Regions from separate parts of the Homo sapiens genome. Here region 1 is linked to region 2. A link is a loop called in an ENCODE intact Hi-C map of the cell type or tissue named here. Cell type or tissue: Calu3. All regions are shown on one strand. Each heading gives the region's core, and the rest is flanking DNA. Links, peaks and the distances in the headings are about the cores only.

The links. Hi-C counts contacts between places; a loop is a spot of excess contacts. Peaks named below come from ENCODE experiments on the same cell type or tissue, not always from the same donor. Only the 100,000 strongest peaks of a DNase experiment are listed, where the experiment ranks them.
Region 1: it touches region 2 in a loop (3-fold over the local background); 4 of 110 quality-filtered maps call a loop at or near these places.

Annotation. Positions count from the first base shown.
Region 1 is chr2:211,073,221-211,082,675 of GRCh38, forward strand. LOC107985978 (a long non-coding RNA gene) reads left to right here. Exons shown (of 4, transcript XR_001739867.1): 3 at 8,269-8,389. Among named protein-coding and RNA genes, the nearest start is that of CPS1-IT1, 460 kb to the left of the region's middle. In Calu3, for the core only: no CTCF peak of the experiment used is centred there; no DNase peak of the experiment used is centred there.
Region 2 is chr2:210,612,355-210,621,809 of GRCh38, forward strand. It overlaps CPS1 (carbamoyl-phosphate synthase 1), which reads left to right. Exons shown (of 38, transcript NM_001875.5): 21 at 4,069-4,187. It overlaps CPS1-IT1 (CPS1 intronic transcript 1), which reads left to right and starts at 5,217. Exons shown (of 1, transcript NR_002763.2): 1 at 5,217-7,522. In Calu3, for the core only: a CTCF peak has its summit at 5,565 (motif pointing right); a DNase peak (open chromatin) is centred at 5,587.

The DNA.
Region 1 (9,455 bases), core at 883-8,882, 460 kb after region 2:
TCGCTGTCACCCAGGCTGAAGTGCAGTGGTGCAATCTCAGCTCACTGCAACCTCTGCCTCCTGGGTTCAAGCAATTCTTGTACCTCAGCCTCCCAAGTAGCTAGGATTACAGGTGTGCACTACCACGCCCAGCAATTTTTTGTATTTTTTGTGGGGACAGGGTTTTGTCCTGTTGGCCAGGCTGGTCTTGAACTCCTGGGCTCAGGTGATCTACCCACCTCAGCCTCCTAAAGTGCTGGGATTACAGGCATGAGCCACTGTGCCAAGCCTTATGATATTATTTATATATATATATTTAAGCTGAGTTTATAAAAATATATTTTATTTTTAAATGCTTTTTTATTAAAAAGCAATATGTGCTATGGTTGAAAAACCCAAAAGTAAAATATAAAAAGGAAGCAGAGATAATTGCTATTATCATTTTTATATTGCCAAACATCTATAGTAGAAAATTAACATAATTAATAAATACTATGCATTGTATATAATGTGTTTTGAATCAGCCTATGGACCATGTGACCAACGTTTAATCATTAGTGCTGTCTTTGTGATATATATGTGATATATGATGTCAATAATATATATATAATTTCGTTTATATCCTAAAATAAAACAGGACTTAGATATAGAATTATGCAAATATATGTAGGTAAATATAGGCATATGTATAAACAAATATATACATACATATATAAATAGATGTATATATATGCCAGTCTTAATTTGTGACTATAAAATTGTAAAAGAAAATGTCACTGTAGCAGAGATTTTGAGACTCATGATAATAGTATTGGATTACAATGTTTTCAAGTATTCAAAATTTGAGAATGATAATCCATGTGCATTTAGTCATCTACAAGCTTCCAGCTAGTCATTCTTTTTTCTAGAAATTTTGAAGTATTTCATAGGACTTAACTGTCCCATTTTTAGTCACCGCTGTCCTTAACTTTGTTATTATTAGTAGTATGGCTTGGATTATATTATCTGGACTCTCTTAAATACAATAGTTTTTAAAGTTTGTGTCTTCCATATATAACAGAATAGAAAATGGTCTTATGGAAAAAGAAGGGAACCCAATTCTTATGCATATATTTGGCCCAAACAGGAGCAAATGTCATTAGAACTCTAGTTTTTATTTCTGCAAATGAGAATTTTGCCTCTGTTGTCAAAAGTAGACGAGTCTAGCAATGTTTTTTACTTGCTGCTTTTCTTCACCCATTGCTGTTATTTATGACAGAAGATTAACATTTTTAGGGAGAAAGCGAAATGTTGTATATCTCGGTTAAGTTACAGGAAATATGGTGTACTTTCAGAGAAGGAGAATTTATGATTGTTCATTTGATCATTCAACAAATGATTGTTGAAAATCTGCTAAGTGCCGCCAGTCTCTGCTCTCATGTTAGGAATATAGCAATGGAGTTATTAGAAACAAAACTACACAAAAAGAAAAAATAATTCTGAACTTTATTATTGATTTTCATTTTATTTCAAGTCTAAACCCAGTGGTAAAATTCAGTTCACATATACACTTAAATGGTTTTATTGCATCTTTTTCGTATCCAGAAAGAAAATCTGCTGATCTCTACATTTATTGATATGTTTATTTCACTCTGACAGTAAAACCATTGGAGACATTGTTTGTTATTGTTGTTATTTTTCTTTTTCAACTTTTTAGAATCAGGCAGTACATGGGCAGGTTTATTACAAAGGTATATTGAATGATGATGAGGTTTGGGGTATGACTGAACCCATCACCCTTTTAGGGAGCATAGTAGCCAGTAGGTGATTTTTCAGCCCTTTGCCCTTCCATTTCTTTCACCTCTAGTAGTCCTCAGTGTCTACTGTTCCCATCTTTATGTCCATGTGTACTTAATGTTGAGCTCCTACTTATAAGTGATGACATTCGATATATGGTTTTCTGTTTCTGCATTCTTTCATTTAAGATAATGGCCTCCAGGACATGATTTCATTCTTTTTTGTAGCTGTGTAGTATTCCATGGTGTATATATACCATATTTTCTTTATCTAGTCCACTGTTGTATTAGTTTGTTTTCATGTTGCTACAAGAACTGCTCAAGACTGGGTAATTTATAAAGAGGTATAATTGACTCACAGTTCCACATGGCTGGGGAGGCCTTACGAAACTTATAATTGTAGCAGAAGGGGAAGGAAACATGTCTTTCTTCACATGGTGGGAGGAGAAGTGCCAAGCAAAAGGGGAAAAAGCCCCTTATAAAACCATCAGATCTCATAAGAACTCACTCACTATCCTGAGAACAGCATGAGGGTAACCGCCCCCATGATTAAATTACCTCCCACTGGGTCCCTCCCATGACATATGGGGATCATAGGATCTACAATTCAAGATGAGATTTGGGCAGGAACACAGCCAAACCATATCAACTGTTGATGGGCACCTGGTTTTATTCCATGTTTCTGTTATTGTGGATAGTGCTAGAAGAAAACCCAGGACATATCCTTCTCAATATTGGACTTGAAAAAGAATTTATGGCCAAGTCCTCAAAAGCAATTGTAACAGAAACAAAAATTGAAAGTGAGGTCTAATTAAAGAGCTTCTGCACAGCAAGAGAAACTATCAAGGAAATAGACAACCTATTGAATGGGAGAAAATATTTGCATACTATGCATCCAACAAAGGCCTAATATCCAGAATCTATAAGAGACTTAAATCAACAAGCAAAAAACAACCCCATTAAAAAGTAGGCAAGGACATGGAATGACACTTCCAAAATAGGATAATACACACAGTCAGTGAATATATGAAAAATACTCATCATTACTAATCATTAGAGAAATGCAAATCAAAACCACAATGAGATACCATCTCACACCAGTCAGAATGGCTTTTGTTAAAAAGTCAGAAAATAGCAGATGTTGGTGAGGCTGCAGAGGAAAAGGAATACATATACATTATTGGTGGGACTGTATATTAGTCTATCCACTATGGAGAACAGTTTGGAGATTTCCCAAAGAACTAAGAGTTGAACTACAATTAGACCCAAGAATCCCATTACTGGGTATATGCGCAAAGGAAAATCAGTCATTCTACCAAAAGGATACATGCACGTGTATGTTCAAGACATTATTTTTTTAAAGTGATACAGAATTGTCACAACATTTTAATTTTTTAAACCCCAACAATATATATTTATTGGTTTTTAGGCAATGTTTTGGAAAGGCACCTCTTTTTCATATTGTTACCATTACTGGAATTCCCCTAAACTTTATGCTTCTAGATCATAAACATTTTCTACAAAAGCTATCTAATTAATTTCCTATTAACTCTCTTTTTCTGCCTATTCTATTCCAGTTGAACAAAAAAAAATCCTGTAAAGGTGTGATATGAAACATGATCATTTTTCACATGAAATAATTTGACAACTACTGGAATAAGAGAAGTTAATAGTATAAGAGAAGTTAATATTTAATAGGCAAGCCTATTAAATAAAGCCAATAAAGTATAGAAAGAAAAGATGATATTTAATACTTTAAAAACTCTCTGTTCTAGTTGGATTTAGGTTTGGTGACACATGCCAGTCTACAGGATTGAATAAATATAGGAATCAAAAGGAAAAATATTACTCTTAAACTACTATTTCATATTTTAATAAACAAGTAAAGTCAATAAGTGAATATCAAATAGTATGTTTCTGGATATCAGGTTGTTGAACAATCCTTTGAAAAGGATGTTATGAAGTAAGCTAAGCTTGGTCCAATTAATTTTTTTAGATTATTACATAATTCACCATTCATGCATTTACCAAGTCATTTATTTAAAAACACTAATATGATCAAATAGGAGAATAATATTCTAGAAGGTGGTCATGGATACTTTTTAAATGATACAGTGTATGTTTAAAGAGTTTTCCTTTGGCAGCAACTTGTCAACAGTCTCTTCTTTACAAAAAATTATCTCGAAAATGACTTGTTGAATTTGAAGCCGTTAATTAAAGATTTAGATGGCAAGCCTATTAAATTATACTTTATAAAAGTGCATGATGTTCAAATGGATCTAACTTACAGTACTTTTGGACAATGCCACATTTATCTACCAAACACTGTTCTCTAGATAATCGACCTTGCTCTCCACTTGACTGTAAATGAAAAAGGGAAGCTGCACCAGACAAGTCCATAACCTCTGAAGAACTAAGTATGCTGACATAGGCAATCCACATATTTGCATTACACATACTAAACTAACAGACAATAGTATTTACAAGGCTTCACTAAATGCTTAAATCTATTTTGTGGACAAAAGGATTTTTAAGTTAATTCATTTTGTGGAGAGAATAATTTAACCAAGTTAGCATTTTGTTGACAGAATTATGATGAAATTCATTTTGTCTGCATAATTGATTGGACAGCCAGCAGAATGCATTTCTCCCTAGAATGAAGAATGTGCAGAGGTTGTCAAATGGCATTTCCTCCTTGGTCTCAAATCATTCTGCCAACAAAATGAATGCAAAATCCTTTCGTTTACAACATCAGTATGGGTGTTAATTATTGGTGAATAGAATTCAAAGTCAGAATCTTTTCTGTTAAATATTGATAGATATTCATACCACTCACTAATGAGATATTAATCTCGCAAAAGGATTGTTCTGGAAGAAGCTTATATTTAATCTGTGTAACAAGGTAGGTGTGTCATTTGTTTTATTCACTTTCAATACTACAAACATGAAACAAACACTTTGGCTAAAATTTTAAATTGAATGGCTGGGGTAAGAAACACCAGGAAACTGTTTAGAGAGAGAGACTGCAAAGATGGTTATGAATAGTACATAAGAGGAAATATTAAAAGCTACAAAACATGTTATCAACACTAAGTATAAATTTACATGGTTCTCTAGATGCACTTTTAATTGAATTAGATTATTATTCACTTAAGCCTAGAGGCCTGCACAGTGAAGATGAGTGGTGCAGCAGAGCACTAATAATAGATGTTTGCCATGATTTCGTGCTTCTCATTTGCATATCACCTATTGCCAAAAAGCCTGGGAATACTGAAAATGGATTCCTACAATACGGGTAGATAAGGCCATTCATAGGACGCATAGTTGCTGGAGATATTCTTCCAGACAGGCTTTCCATTGAGGAAAGTTTGAATCTTTCCATTCTGGATGTTGGAACAGAAAAAATACATTTTGTGAGAGGAAAACAGTTTTAGGGCTACCCAACAGAAGGCGAACTAATGTGCCCGTCATGTGTTAAGAATCTGTGATGATTTAGATTGTAGAGGTTTATTTTCTCTACAAATAAAGATTATATAAGCATTTCATGTCAACTGTGTGAATTGGCTCCATGGAAAATGTGCAGTAAAATATAATTTCAATAGATGCATTATTCACCATAGTCTACTTTAAGCTATCTAGATAATTTGTATCATTAAGTTAATAAGGCCAGGTGTTAACTCTTCTGAGACATAGGATCACTCTTTCTCTAGTACTTTGTGGTTTATTTGCAAACTTCTACCAGCTACAATTTTGTTTTAAAATTACAGACCAATACCAATGTTCAAGGATTAATGAAACAAATACGGACAAAATCAGGTAGTTGTGTTGAATGTTGTTTTGGAATAAACAAGGAAATGTTTCAGACAACTTAAAACCAGTTGAAAGTGAGTCATTAGGGGTAAGAATAAATATTTGAGTACAAAACCAGAATATATTTAGGAAAAAATATATTTTAGTAGGAAGGTTGGAAAAATTGCATAAATGCAAATGAGGAAGCCATTGGTTGGTATAAAATTATGTCATAAATCCTAGATCTGTAAGATAAACTACTTTTTTTGTTTGTTTGTTTGTTTGCTTTTTCCTCCAAATCCCTGCCTGGCATTGTACTGGAAACTGTTTTGCCAAATATATTCTGTGTGCATTTAGAAATCACTTATTGCCCATCTGAAACCAGTTGGATTTGGAAGAAAGACACAAAAAAATACATGATACAAGTTACCTATCTTTCAGTTGATCATAATTAATTTGGCAATATAATACTCATATGATGTATGACCTAACATGATATGGTCTAGAAACATAAATATTAATAAATAGAATTCAAAGCATAATATGTAGGCTAAACATCTTTCATTAATTTATTTTAAATTTATATTTGTATTTAATCAAAACTCTTCCAGAAACACATAAAGCATGTTCATGTAAATTCATTGAGGAAGAAAGTAAAACAAGGGTGAAAACATAAAATTGAGCCAGATACGCATTAGATATGTGAAGTACAAGACTCTAGGCAATTGCTGTTGGTAATTGTCCCTGTGGTTTATTGCTTTCATTAGCTCATTACAATTGTGTACAAATATTTTAACATCGTTACCTTTTCTAACAGTCCCAGGAAAACATTGAGAAAGTATTATTATTTTCATTTATAGAGGAGAGATGAGGAACACTGTATTTAGAGATTATAACAAATTACCGCAAACTTCTGAGGAAACGAACCAAGACTTTAGAGAAGGAGCTGGTATATGAATGTAGCTCTTCTGAGATGAGTACAGCTCTCTTTTCATTCCACTGTATAAGGTTTCTTTGAAGAAATAAAACTTGAGCTGGATTCAAAAGATGATCAAAAGACTGTCTTACACGAGGCACTGTTGAAAAGACACCACTGGACCAGTAGGAAGTAAATACAATTTCAGGTCAAATCTGATGAGTGGGCTTAGCTATTAGGCTGAAGTGTTAAGACTTACCCAAGAAAACAAGGTCTCATGGAAGTTCTAAACAATGGTGAGGTGGCATCTCCACACTGCTTTCAAGTTTTCGCTTTACACGACTGCTAAAATGAAATCAATATGTACACCACTTGAGGTGTTTTAACTTCTTATAGAAAAAGAGTTGCTGCAGAGGCACATACTTCAATGACATTGTTATTGGTTACATTTTTCAGTGGGTTATTTAGAAATTAAAATAGTTCTGTGAGGCAAAAAAAAAAAATCTCTAAATATCAGACAGAGTTCAAATGAAGAAATCCTGGGCTATTCACAGCAGTAAACAAAGGAATATCAGGATCACCAGCAGCAATACCCACCAGGAATGTGGAAAGTTTCTTTAGCCCGGATGTGTTCAACACCACTAACAAAACATAATAAACCTCACCTCATGATAATCATTCTATATGGAGTTCAATGGAGGATATATGAACAAGATTAGGTGTTTACAAATAACAATAGGCTTTCAGGTAAAGGTGGCTAGAATGTATGTACCTACTATGCATTCCTTGAATGTGAAATGAAAGGGATTTATTTGTCTAAGGCCTACATGTAGAAAAACTGGGAATGCAGGAAAAGAGATTATAGAAACCATAGTTTTACTAGTAACGAAGGACCTAACAGATTGGAATAAACAATCTTAAGCCTGTGGAGAAGAAATCCCAGAACTAACCTGACTTGAATCAGAATCCTAAATGGCTCATGAATCAGCATTATCAGGTGTACAGGTTATCTATTGCTGCATAGCAAACTATCCCAAAACTTAGTAGTGTTAAAAAAAAATAACCATTTTATTACGTTCACAAATTCTGTAGATTGGTAATTCAAAAAGTGCACAATGAGGGTTGCTGTTCTCTATGTTATGATGTCTAGGAGCAAAATGGGGTTGAAATGAATGGCAGGGGGCTAGAACAGCAAGGGCTGGTGCAATAGGCTGAATGTTAGCATCCCTCCAGAAATTCATATTCTAAAACCTATTCCCCAGTGTGATAGTATTTGGAGGTATGACTTTGGGGAAGTTATTAGATCATGAGGGTGGAGCCCTAATAAAAGGGATTAGTGTCTGATAAAAGATGGCCCCAAAAGCTCCGTTTGCCTCCTTCTGATAGGTAAAAACACAAGATGGCCATCTGTGATCTAGAAAGTGGGGCCTCATCAGACACTATACCTGCCATCACCTCGATGTTGGACTTCCTAGTCTCCAGAAGTGTGAGAAATAAATTTCTGTTGTTTATAATGCACCCAGTCTATATTTTTCTTAAAATAGCCCAAACAGATTAAGACAGCTGGTGAAACTACTTTAAGGATTACTTCTCCACTTACAGTCTAATGACTGGGCTAGATTAGAAAAAAAACAGGTTCATCATGGATTGTTGACTAGAGTAACTAGGGTGTTCAAGGCAGTTGAGCTTTTTCTATGATGATTCAGGACACCAAGAGTGAGTATTCCCAGCCAGAAAAATGGAAGTTGCCTGGCCCTTTATGACCTAGTTTTTGATATCACTTAACATGAGATCTGCTGTATTCTACAGGTAAAAATCGGTAGCAAATTCACTCAGATTCAGAAGGAAGAACAGAAGCTTCATCTCTCAATGAGAGGATTGCCCTATCAGTACTTCCAAAAGTGAAAATGGGAACTGCATTAAAAGACAAGTAAGATACCCTTCCATTTTTTCTTACAGTAGGATATTTTCCTCCTTTATTGCAATAAAAGACTGGTTTATTCTCTGGAAAGAGTAAAATGTCTGTTCCTGTGTCTGCAAAACACCTGATGGAGTTGAGATCAAAGGTATGAAAGGGAAACTAGGCATTAGGAAGTGTATGTATACTGGGTGCTAATAGTCCCCAGTCCTCCTTTCCCCTTAACCCACAGAACACAGGTACCAGTCTACCCTCTGGGCAAAAGAACTGGAGATACCTTTTTGGGAAATCAACCAGGTTTTGACCTCAAATTTCCTCAGCTAAAAGGCTCACCCAAGGCATCCTACAGCAAAGTATACATTTGAAAGATCCAGTTATGAGCTTCGAATCAATTGTTGGTGTCCAGGTGTTAAATATAAGCAGAAAACCCATGACTACTGGGTACTTGAGGAAATCCTCTAACATTAAAAATAGAGGAAAAGGAAAAGAAAAGAAAATGGGAAGTATGCAGGGAAAGACAACATTTTTCAAAAGCTTGTCTCGAATGTACTCGGGAGAGGAAACATAAATTAACCTATCAATCCAGGAAGTCTAATATCAAGGCATAAGAATTTTAGAGAAAATGGGAGCCAGGCACGTGGCTCGCGCCTGTAACCCTAGCATTTTGGGAGGCCGAGGCGGGTGGATCACTTGAGGTCAGGAGTTTGAAACCAGCCTGGCCAACATGGTGAAACCTTGTCTCTACTAAAAATACAAAAATTAGCCGGGTGTGGTGGCATGCACCTGTAATCCCAGCTACTCAGGAGACTGAGGCATGAGAATCGCCTGAACCCGGGAGTCGGAGGTTGCAGTGAGCCAAGATTGTGCCACTGTACTCTAGCCTGGGTGACAGAGTGAGACTCCGTCTCAAACAAACAAAAGAGAAAAGGGAGATGAGGAGGGAAATCAATGAACTCATTCCAGAAAAGTTTTTCAGAAGAGAAGGAAGTTTTCAGATTGAAAGAGCTCAGTGAATATCCACCAAATAGATTAAAATAGACATGCAACAAACCTATTGTCATATAAATCCAGAGAATTC
Region 2 (9,455 bases), core at 922-8,921:
CATTAAAATAAAACTGAATCACAAAGTGGTTTTAAATCAGGGATTTTTGGAAAATTTTTAATTCTTTTATAGTATTAAACTGGAAACATCTATAGATTTCATTAGAGTCTTTTACAATTAATGATAAATTATCATTTTTATTTGACTTTAAGCCTGGATTTAAGGGCAAATTGCAGTTTTAAAGGATGATTAAATAGATAAAATGTCCCCCTTTTTAAGTATACTTAGTACTAATACTCAAGTAGATTTGACTATATTGACTTGTCCTTTACTATTAACTTTATTACATGTTCCTTGAATGTGTAAAATTGTATTGTAGAAAGGAAGGTGCATACAATAATGTCCCTTAGTATGTGCCACTTGAGTCTAGAATAATCTTAATTTATTTGCTTCTCTTTCTGTGTTTAAAAAACAGCAACAGACTATAAAGGCCCACATGATTATAGGGTTTTCCATGTAATTATTTTATTGGTCTTACTTTCAGGAAAAAAGGCCCTACATTTCTCACTTCCCTCCACTACTTGCTTCTCATGCAAATTAAATGCCATGTTAATCTACTTTTATATTTACTGTGCTTAGAGTTTTGAAGTTTCAGCTCATCTGATTTTATAAAAGGTGACTTGGGCAGCTGGAATCTGTCTGGTCAGAAATCCCTGAAAGGCTTTTTGACATTTAAGGAAGCACAAGCGTTAATCCTCCAACAGTATCAAACCGCACTGGTTCTACAAAGCTCTACTGACCATTTTATGTTTGTGTGTGTGTATGTGTGTGCATGTGGGATGAGTCGGTGAAAACATGAACTTTCTCTTTAAAAGGATTCCCGTCTTTGTAATTTGCCTGTGTAGAAACAGAAAAATGTTGTTAGTGATTTTGAACTCATCGCAACTTTTATGTCCATATTTTGAGTCCTTAAGAGACCTGAAGGAGAGGAAGGGATATTTCCTTAATTGCATCCAATGTATATTCTCCTCGCTCTTATGGTTTCTAAATGGAAAATATTTAAGCCCTACTGAAATTCTGGGAGTTGCTATTATCTCTTGATGGACATTTTCCCATGTTGAGTTTCAAGGTAATTAGAATTTTTCTCTGGCGGTGGCGGGTGGGATAGCAGTGATAAGAAGTTATTTTAGAAAGCCATTTCACCTTCATCATTTATTATCCCTATTTCAGTCTTTTATTTAAGAAGCAGCTCATGACATTCATATGTGTGTGTGTGTGTGTATATATATATATAAAATTTTTTTCTCAGGCAAAGGACAGTAAATAGATTTTTTCCTTAAGTCTAGCAATCATGTTTCTGCCACTTTGAAGGAGATGAAAAAGGCAAGCATTTCCAAGTTCCCAGCTAAGCTGTAAAACTCAAGCAAATCTCTCATTCTTTTCTAACAGACTTATAAAAGATGAGAATCTGGGAAAAATGTGTGGAGGTTCTTTCTTTCACAGGGTACCCTATGTATGAGCAAGAAGTGCAGGGGCTGCGTGTAAATTATTGCCTGCTCGAGTGCTGGGAGAAGGAACTGATTTCTGTTTGTTAGAGGTCATCATTACTGTTCATTTCAACAGCAGCCGGGAACTTGGTGATTTTGACAGAGAGTGTAAGGACGGTGGAGGGCTGAAGGGGAAAAAGAATGAAGGGAGTGTGTAAATCTTTGCTTGCTTTCATGAGTCTTAGAAAGAGCAACTTGCTCTGAGGTCTGATTTTTACAGCAGTCTTATTTCAGGATGACTGGATCATCACCTCTTTTGATTTGGGGAGAATGCGGGGCATTATTTTTGATTTTTGGAACATTAAAGTAACCTCAAACTTGTTTGGGGGTCATTATAGACTTCATTACAGTGATGTTACATAGCAAAGCTGCAGTGCTTGGAGATGAGGTCTTAAGACTGGCAGGATCTTGCTTGCTGTTGAGAAATCATGGATTTTTTTTTTTATCCAGTCTATCATTGATGGGCGTTTGGGTTGGTTCCAAGTCTTTGGTATTACGAATAGTGCTGCAATAAACATACGTGTGCATGTGTCTCTATAGTAGAATGATTTATAATCCTTTGGGTATATACCCAGTAATGGGATTGCTGGGTCAAATGGTATTTCTGGATCTAGATCCTTGAGGAAATGCCACACTGTCTTTCACAGTGGTTGAACTAATTTACACTCCCACCAGCTGTGTAAAAGTATTCCTATTTCTCAGCATCCTCTCCAGGATCTGTTGTTTCCTGAATTTTTAATGACAGCCATTCTAACTAGCATGAGATGGTATCTCATTGTGGTTTTGATTTGCATTTCTCTAATGACCAGTGATGATGAGCTTTTAAATGTGGCACATATACACCATGGAATACTATGCAGCCATAAAAAAGGATGAATTCATGTCCTTTGCAGGGACATGGATGAAGCTGGAAACCATCATTCTCAGCAAACTAACACAGGAACAGAAAACCAAGTACCACATGTTCTCACTCATAAGTGGGAGTGGAACAATGAGAACATATGAGCACAGGGAGGGGAACATTTCACACCGGGGCCTGTCGGGGGGTGGGGAGGTAGGGGATGCATAGCACTAGGAGAAATACCTAATGTAGATGACAGGTTGATGGGTGCAGCAAACCATCATGGCCCGTGTATACCTATGTAACAAACCTGCACGTCCTGCACATGTATCCCAGAACTTAAAGTATATATATATATATAAAAGAAAGAAATCATGGATTTGACTGTAGTCCTTTCCTTCCTTCCAGTGAAATGACTACAGGATTCTAGGCCCTCCCTCACTGTATGTGCTTGTGTGAAAACCTCCTTTGATCTCTTAAAAGTTTCAGTAACTTAAGGTTCTCTCCACCTCACAGTGTAGATGGCCGACAGCTAATTGTGCCTTTAATCACTTAGAAAGTAAGACAGAATATTAAGTCTTTGGGAACCTGACTGTAATTACAGGGAGAATTAAACAAAAGAAACATACATTGACTAGGAAATGAACATGGCTTTGAGTATTTCTGTTAAATGTCATCTTACTCTAGTCAACAAAATTATGAGCCATGCCATATCTCAACAATTATAATCATGGTCTCTCTGATACTATCATTATGTAAAAGCTTTAAGAAAAGTAAGCTCCCTGGGCTGAAATATACCAGCAGAGTTACTAGTTGCATATATTTCTTAATGGGTCTTAAAAACGCAGTGTGTTATTCTAAAATATGTTGTTCTGGAATATTTTCAGATTTTTCACAGGGTATATACACGTACACATACACACATACAAGAATAAGAGTAGACATCTTTTTGTATAAAGATTTTGGTTTTGAGAGTTTATCTCTTTTTTCAGTTAAATTTTCTACTCAGCTTAATGACCCATAGTTGTAGTTTTACTTTTGAGAAATTGATAAAGTAAGCTTGAGGAAGAGGCTGAGCTGCCTATCAGAACAGAAGTTATTACTACATTGTTTTGGAATATATTAGGATTTTAAAAAATGCCTGCCTTAGCACAAAAATCATAGTGACTGATTCAAAACAATTTTTTATTTGAAGTCCTCTGTGAGGAAATATTCTGGAGGAATAAAGCCAAGCCAGATCCGACCCATAAATTCTCACTGACTATTGTATGTTTGTGTGAATGTGGAGTGAGGTGATAAAAATATGCTATCTCCTACAAGATAACTATCAACACTACAAGTTAAGAGATCATTATATTAATTCTAGATTTTCTTACCAATTTGGCTTAACTGTAGTTTCAAGAGACTTTCTTTAATTCCAAAGAGATGTACCAAATTTAGGGTATAATGGGTAACACAATCAAATAAAGAGGAGCGAGTCAAAACCTGTTAGGAGATTTTTCTGAGAACACACCACTCAAGGCAAGCACCTACTCTGTATGCCATTTGTGGATATAGTTGGCACCATCTTTATGTTTATTGGAAGGAATGTCAGTGATGTCAGTTTCATGTTTTGTAACTCAGTCTACAGTCTCGGGCTCTCTAAATAACACACAGAGGCATGACTGCTATGTATTTTAAACCAAATAAGACATTTAGAAAAATGTTTGCCAAAGAAAGTATCTCTTCTCCTCTTGGCAGGCCATTGATGACAACATGTCCCTTGATGAGATTGAGAAGCTCACATACATTGACAAGTGGTTTTTGTATAAGATGCGTGATATTTTAAACATGGAAAAGACACTGAAAGGCCTCAACAGGTAAGGCAGTGCTGCTCTCATTCATGCCAGACACCTTCAGTGCAATTTTTAAAGAGTCTTCTTCCTACTCTTAAGCATTTGGTCTACATTGTGATTCAATGAGGTAGATAGTGCCATTGTTGGAAAATAGTACCCGTAGCCAGAAGACAAATGGCAGGTTTTTTTTTTTTTAGATGTTTACCTTTAGAAATGTATCCATTAATCTTTTTAATCATCTTCTATTCCCACCCTTGTCATCAGACATAGTAATAAGGTCTTTTGAATGCACAAAATTGGTATACATTGATGAACGTGTATTATTTAATTATGAAGTATTATCTAGATTTAAATTTTATTAATCAATTAAATGAATATTTGTTTTCTATAAATTTTCCTCTACATTCTGAAGTCTGTTTTCCCCTTTTAATATCAATCTATACATTGCTGTATATTGAGGAGAAAATGCATTCCTTTTGCGCTCTACTGTTTTTAAATTGGGACATTCAGTTCAGCATACAATTAAGCCACATTCAGGTTTCTCTTAACAGACTCTTCACCTCTGACTAATTTACATTTTTATCTCCATCATGGCCAATTATTTTTAAACTTCATTTTATGTTGAGAATATTTTGATAATGTAGTCCTTAAAATCTACTTTTAAATTTTTCATGGGAAACTGCTGGGGCACCTTAGGCTGATGAAAGCATGGATCAGTTTTAAACATCTATCTTCAATAAGAGGAGCATTTATTAGCAGATTAAGAAAGACAATATAGTCCTCTTGAACTTCTTCCCTCTGAAAGCACTCTGAAATACACTACTATTGGAAAGACGTCTTACCTGCAAACTAGGGATGTGTTTAGAGAAGGAAAAATTTTGTTTGTATAAAAATTGTTCTCAAATGATTTGACAAAATGTAGATACTTTAATCACTTAAAATATCTTTGAGGACAGTGGAAAATCTCAAAACCTGGATTGCTCAACTATTTAGCAATTGCAACATATACTTGGGTTACTGTATTTGCCTGATCAATATGTGTACAAACTAGGTAATAAAACACTTGCTTTTCTTTTTGAGAAAAATTAGGTTCTTTTTCATCTATTTAATTATTGCCCATGTCAAATGCTTGGTTTTGAAAACTGAGGAATTCTATCTGACAAAGATGAAACCAGCTATAGTTGCTTGTAAATCATCCTTTCTAGTGATCACATAAAATGAACAGTAGACAGCAAATAATTTAGGAATTGAACCTATACATTTATCTTATAATTTTGCTGACTTAAGTTTCCCTTTCTTGGTTTATGATGCCAGCAGAACTTCTGTGTAAAATTATAGTCTGTTCTACTGTTCTCAGTTTCAGGCAACTGATTTCAAATGCCTATGAAACCACTCCAATTAAGCCACATGGGGGTGCTAGAAACTTATAGTATGCCAGTCACAGCAGTGGAAAAGACCTGGGGTGGAAAATAGCAGATGTTATTGTGATTTAAATTTCCACTTGACATACGTTCTGATTTTTGGACAAATTCAATGTTTTAATTGAATAGTTTTCGTTACAACCAGAAGGCAGGTTGAGATTCTAACTAAGCATAAATAAGGGTATATTGATAGTGAAAAAGGTCCTTGGAGGATTAAAACAACACACTGTTACAGATCATTTATAATATTTTTCTGACTTCCACATTCTGTTGCATTTATTTGCCGACAATTTGACATTTTCAATCTCCATTTTCTGGCATAAATATATTTGTAAATAGGGATATTTTCTATTGTTCATAATGATCTACATTTAAAACTCTTTATGTAAAGCTTTATATCATTTCAAAAATTTCAAAAACTTACACTTAAAATCATCTCTACTGTATAAATTTGTTTTTGATCCAGGGAGGTTGAAGTGTCTATTATATAGCAAAAGCTAAAGTAAACCTGAAGTGGAACTCACAGATGATCCACGGCGTTAGCAAACCTAAACCCTGAACTCATTATCTGAGTGTCACTTTATGGTTTAATTCCTTTCTTTTTGAAGTGTCATTGATGCACGCATAGCAATTTGATAATGATTGTTATTTAGCGGTATTAGATAAATAACAAGAATAGATGGCCACTAAAGCTACCTGTCTCCATCATTTTGTGGCACATAGGGGTCTGAAGTTGAAAGAATACGACAGCTGATGGAATGAATGTTAAGTATGTAAGGCCTTGAGTTTCCTTGCCCTATTTTAATTATACTCACCATTAGTCTGGGTCTGAGTCCTCTGCTTTTTCTCGGCCCCTCAATATCCAGGGAGGCTTAGTCATCAAGGTACGTACTGCTCCAACAGTAACAAGAGCTCCCTATTAATGACCTATAGCTGACTTACATATTGCGAGTTTGGAGAGAGGCTGAGAAGATTAGTTGTTCTTTTTCATTTGTATTTATTTATGGTTTACTTTGAAGATCTCAACTGCTTCTGTGTTAGAATGGCTGTCTTTAGCTGTAGGCCTAGGAGCTAGCGATTTATTTGGTGTGCGTTCAGAGAACTCCAAAATTCTCCTGCCTCAACATCTATCTCTGCTGCCAATGTACCGCACTCCCTTTGTACTTTTCATAGAGATCCTTGAGAAGACAGGCAGTGGGGCTCTCACTTGGGAAAAGAGAAGTAAATTAAGAGAAAAAATATAGAATGCTAGACGTGGGTTTTCTGGTTCCACCCTTGTGCATTGGAAGGAGCAGACTATGGAGCCAGAGATTGGTGCGCAGTCCTCCCCACTGTAGAATCAGACGTACATCACCTCTTTCATTTCTCCAGATTCATGTTCTTTCTCTTAATCTCTGCTTCTAGTTTTTTTGTGAAGCTTAATTTATATAAGTATAAATGACATCTGACATATTGTGAGGGCCCAAGAAAATTTTTCCTCTTTTCCCCTGAAAATAAAAATGCTACTTGTTGTAATAAAGGTTACTTTATGATTTTAGATATGTATTATATATTATGATTTTAGATATGTAGATATGATAGTTAAATATTTAAAGATTCATTTTCAGACTCACAATTTTTATTTGCTTTTATATTTTGCAATGTATCATTTCTTAATTTCCTTTATGATGCATCACTTATTTTAATATCAGACCTATTTTTTAAAGGAAGCAATTGATAGCTACGATGCAAATGCTATTCTTATTAAAAGATAAATAGCTTTCCCTTATGCTAATGAATAAAAATTCCTACTCTACAGTTGTTAATCAATCTCGAGTTCTAAAGTCCGATAAACACATTTAATAGCAGAGGATGAGCATATCATTAAATTGATGGTCAGTCTCTGACTTGTGTTTACATATAGTCATCTGAAATGAAGTTCAGAATTTGAGTCCCAAATAGACTATACCCACGCATGGACACAGGGAGGGGAACATCACACACCGGGGCCTGTTGGGGGGTGGGGGGCTAAGGGAGGGATAGCATTAGGAAAAATACCTAATGTAGATGACGGGTTGATGGGTGCAACAAATCACCATGGCACGTGTATACCTATGTAACAAGCCTGCATGTTCTGTACATGTATCCCAGAACTTAAAGTATAATATAAAAAAAGAAATATAAAAACAAGAACATAGTTTATGTTTGAAATGTAAACAATAAATGTGCTTATTTATGCAATAGCTTCAAACAATATATTTTAAGATAAAATACAATGGAAATTATTAAAAAAGATATACTCACATATTTAGTATATATAAATATTCACAGACTGAGATGGGGAAAACAAAACAATGATTGTAACTAGGTAGATATTATGGAAATAACTGATGAGTTTTCCATGCCTGTGAGATAGTAGAAATTATAATCAGAAACCCTTCTCTTTGAAGGGGAGAGATAAACATGTTTCATGTTCATGATTACGTATGAAGTCTCATCTTTCTGCAGGGTGATGAGACAAGAGGGATAGGTGTATTAGGCCATTCTTGCATTGCTATGAAGAAATATCTGAGACTGGGTAGTTTATGAAGAGGTTTAATTGGCTCACAGTTCTGTAAACTTCACAGGAAGTGTGGTGCTAGCATCTGCTTGGCTTCTAGGGAGGCCTCAGAAATCTTACAATCATGGCGGAAGGCAAAAGGAAAGCAGCCGTGTCCTATGGAAAAAGCAGGAGCCAGCCAGAGAGAGGGAGTCGGTGGGGGAGGTGCCACATACTTTCAGACAACCAGATTATGCAAGAATTCACTCACTATTGCCAGGAGAGCACCAGGGGGTTGGTGCTACATCATTCATGAGAAATCTGCTCCCATTATCCAGTCACCTCCCACCAGTCCCCATCTCCAACACTGGGGATTAAATATCAATCTGAGATTTGGGCAGGGACAAACATAAAAACTATATCAACAGGTATCAGAATAATCAACTCAGCATCCTAGCTTTGAGTGCTTGCCCCCTCAGAACTCAGTATGCTGTCTCTAATACCTGAATATAGTAGCAATGGCAACCCTCACAAGACTTCTGAAGCAATATCTATTCTTACCAGCTTAGGTAATAACCATTATTTAGACAGCTTCAGCCAAAAAAAGATCTCTTTCCTGTTTACGCTCACTGACTTTCTCCTTTTCCACTTAAACTGCTTATTGCTACCCAAGGGCATGGTAGGGAAGCTGACTGTTCTAGGCAGTTCCCCAAATTTATAGGCTGGTGTAGTAGCATTAACTGACCTAGGGTGATAACATATTTACAGTGGATTTCTTTAGGATTTGAGAAGTTTCTTTTTACTCAGTACGATATAAGTTGTGTCATGTAGGATTCGAATACTTGTTATGTGTATGCTTTGGAATTTAGATGTTTAATGGTCACCAAAGGTCTTTTAACTTCACATTGTCAGATCACCCTGCAAGGAGTTTGAGGAAAATGAAGTCTATATAAATTTTTAGTGGAACCACAACATGTGCATAATCTCTGTCCATTAGCTTTCACTGCTAAGCTATTGATATTTTAGTCTATTTTTCCCATACTCACTCTCCCAATGCCGACGCTTTCACATATTGTGCTCTTCCCATGTAGTATTTTAATAAATACCAAAAGAAAAATATCCTTACTCCGATCTGTAAGAAATTATAAAAATCTCACCTATAGTTCTTTTTTCCATTAGTGCATAGATTCAATTTTGGTCATGTAAAGATCTCCTGCCTGGAGAGAGGAAATGCAGGTACCATAAATCAAATAAAGATGTCAAATGTCTTCACCAACTAGGTTCTTCTGATATAGCCTATTCCTTATTGTAACCAAATAATGAATTTATAACTCTTAATACTGAAACTTGAAT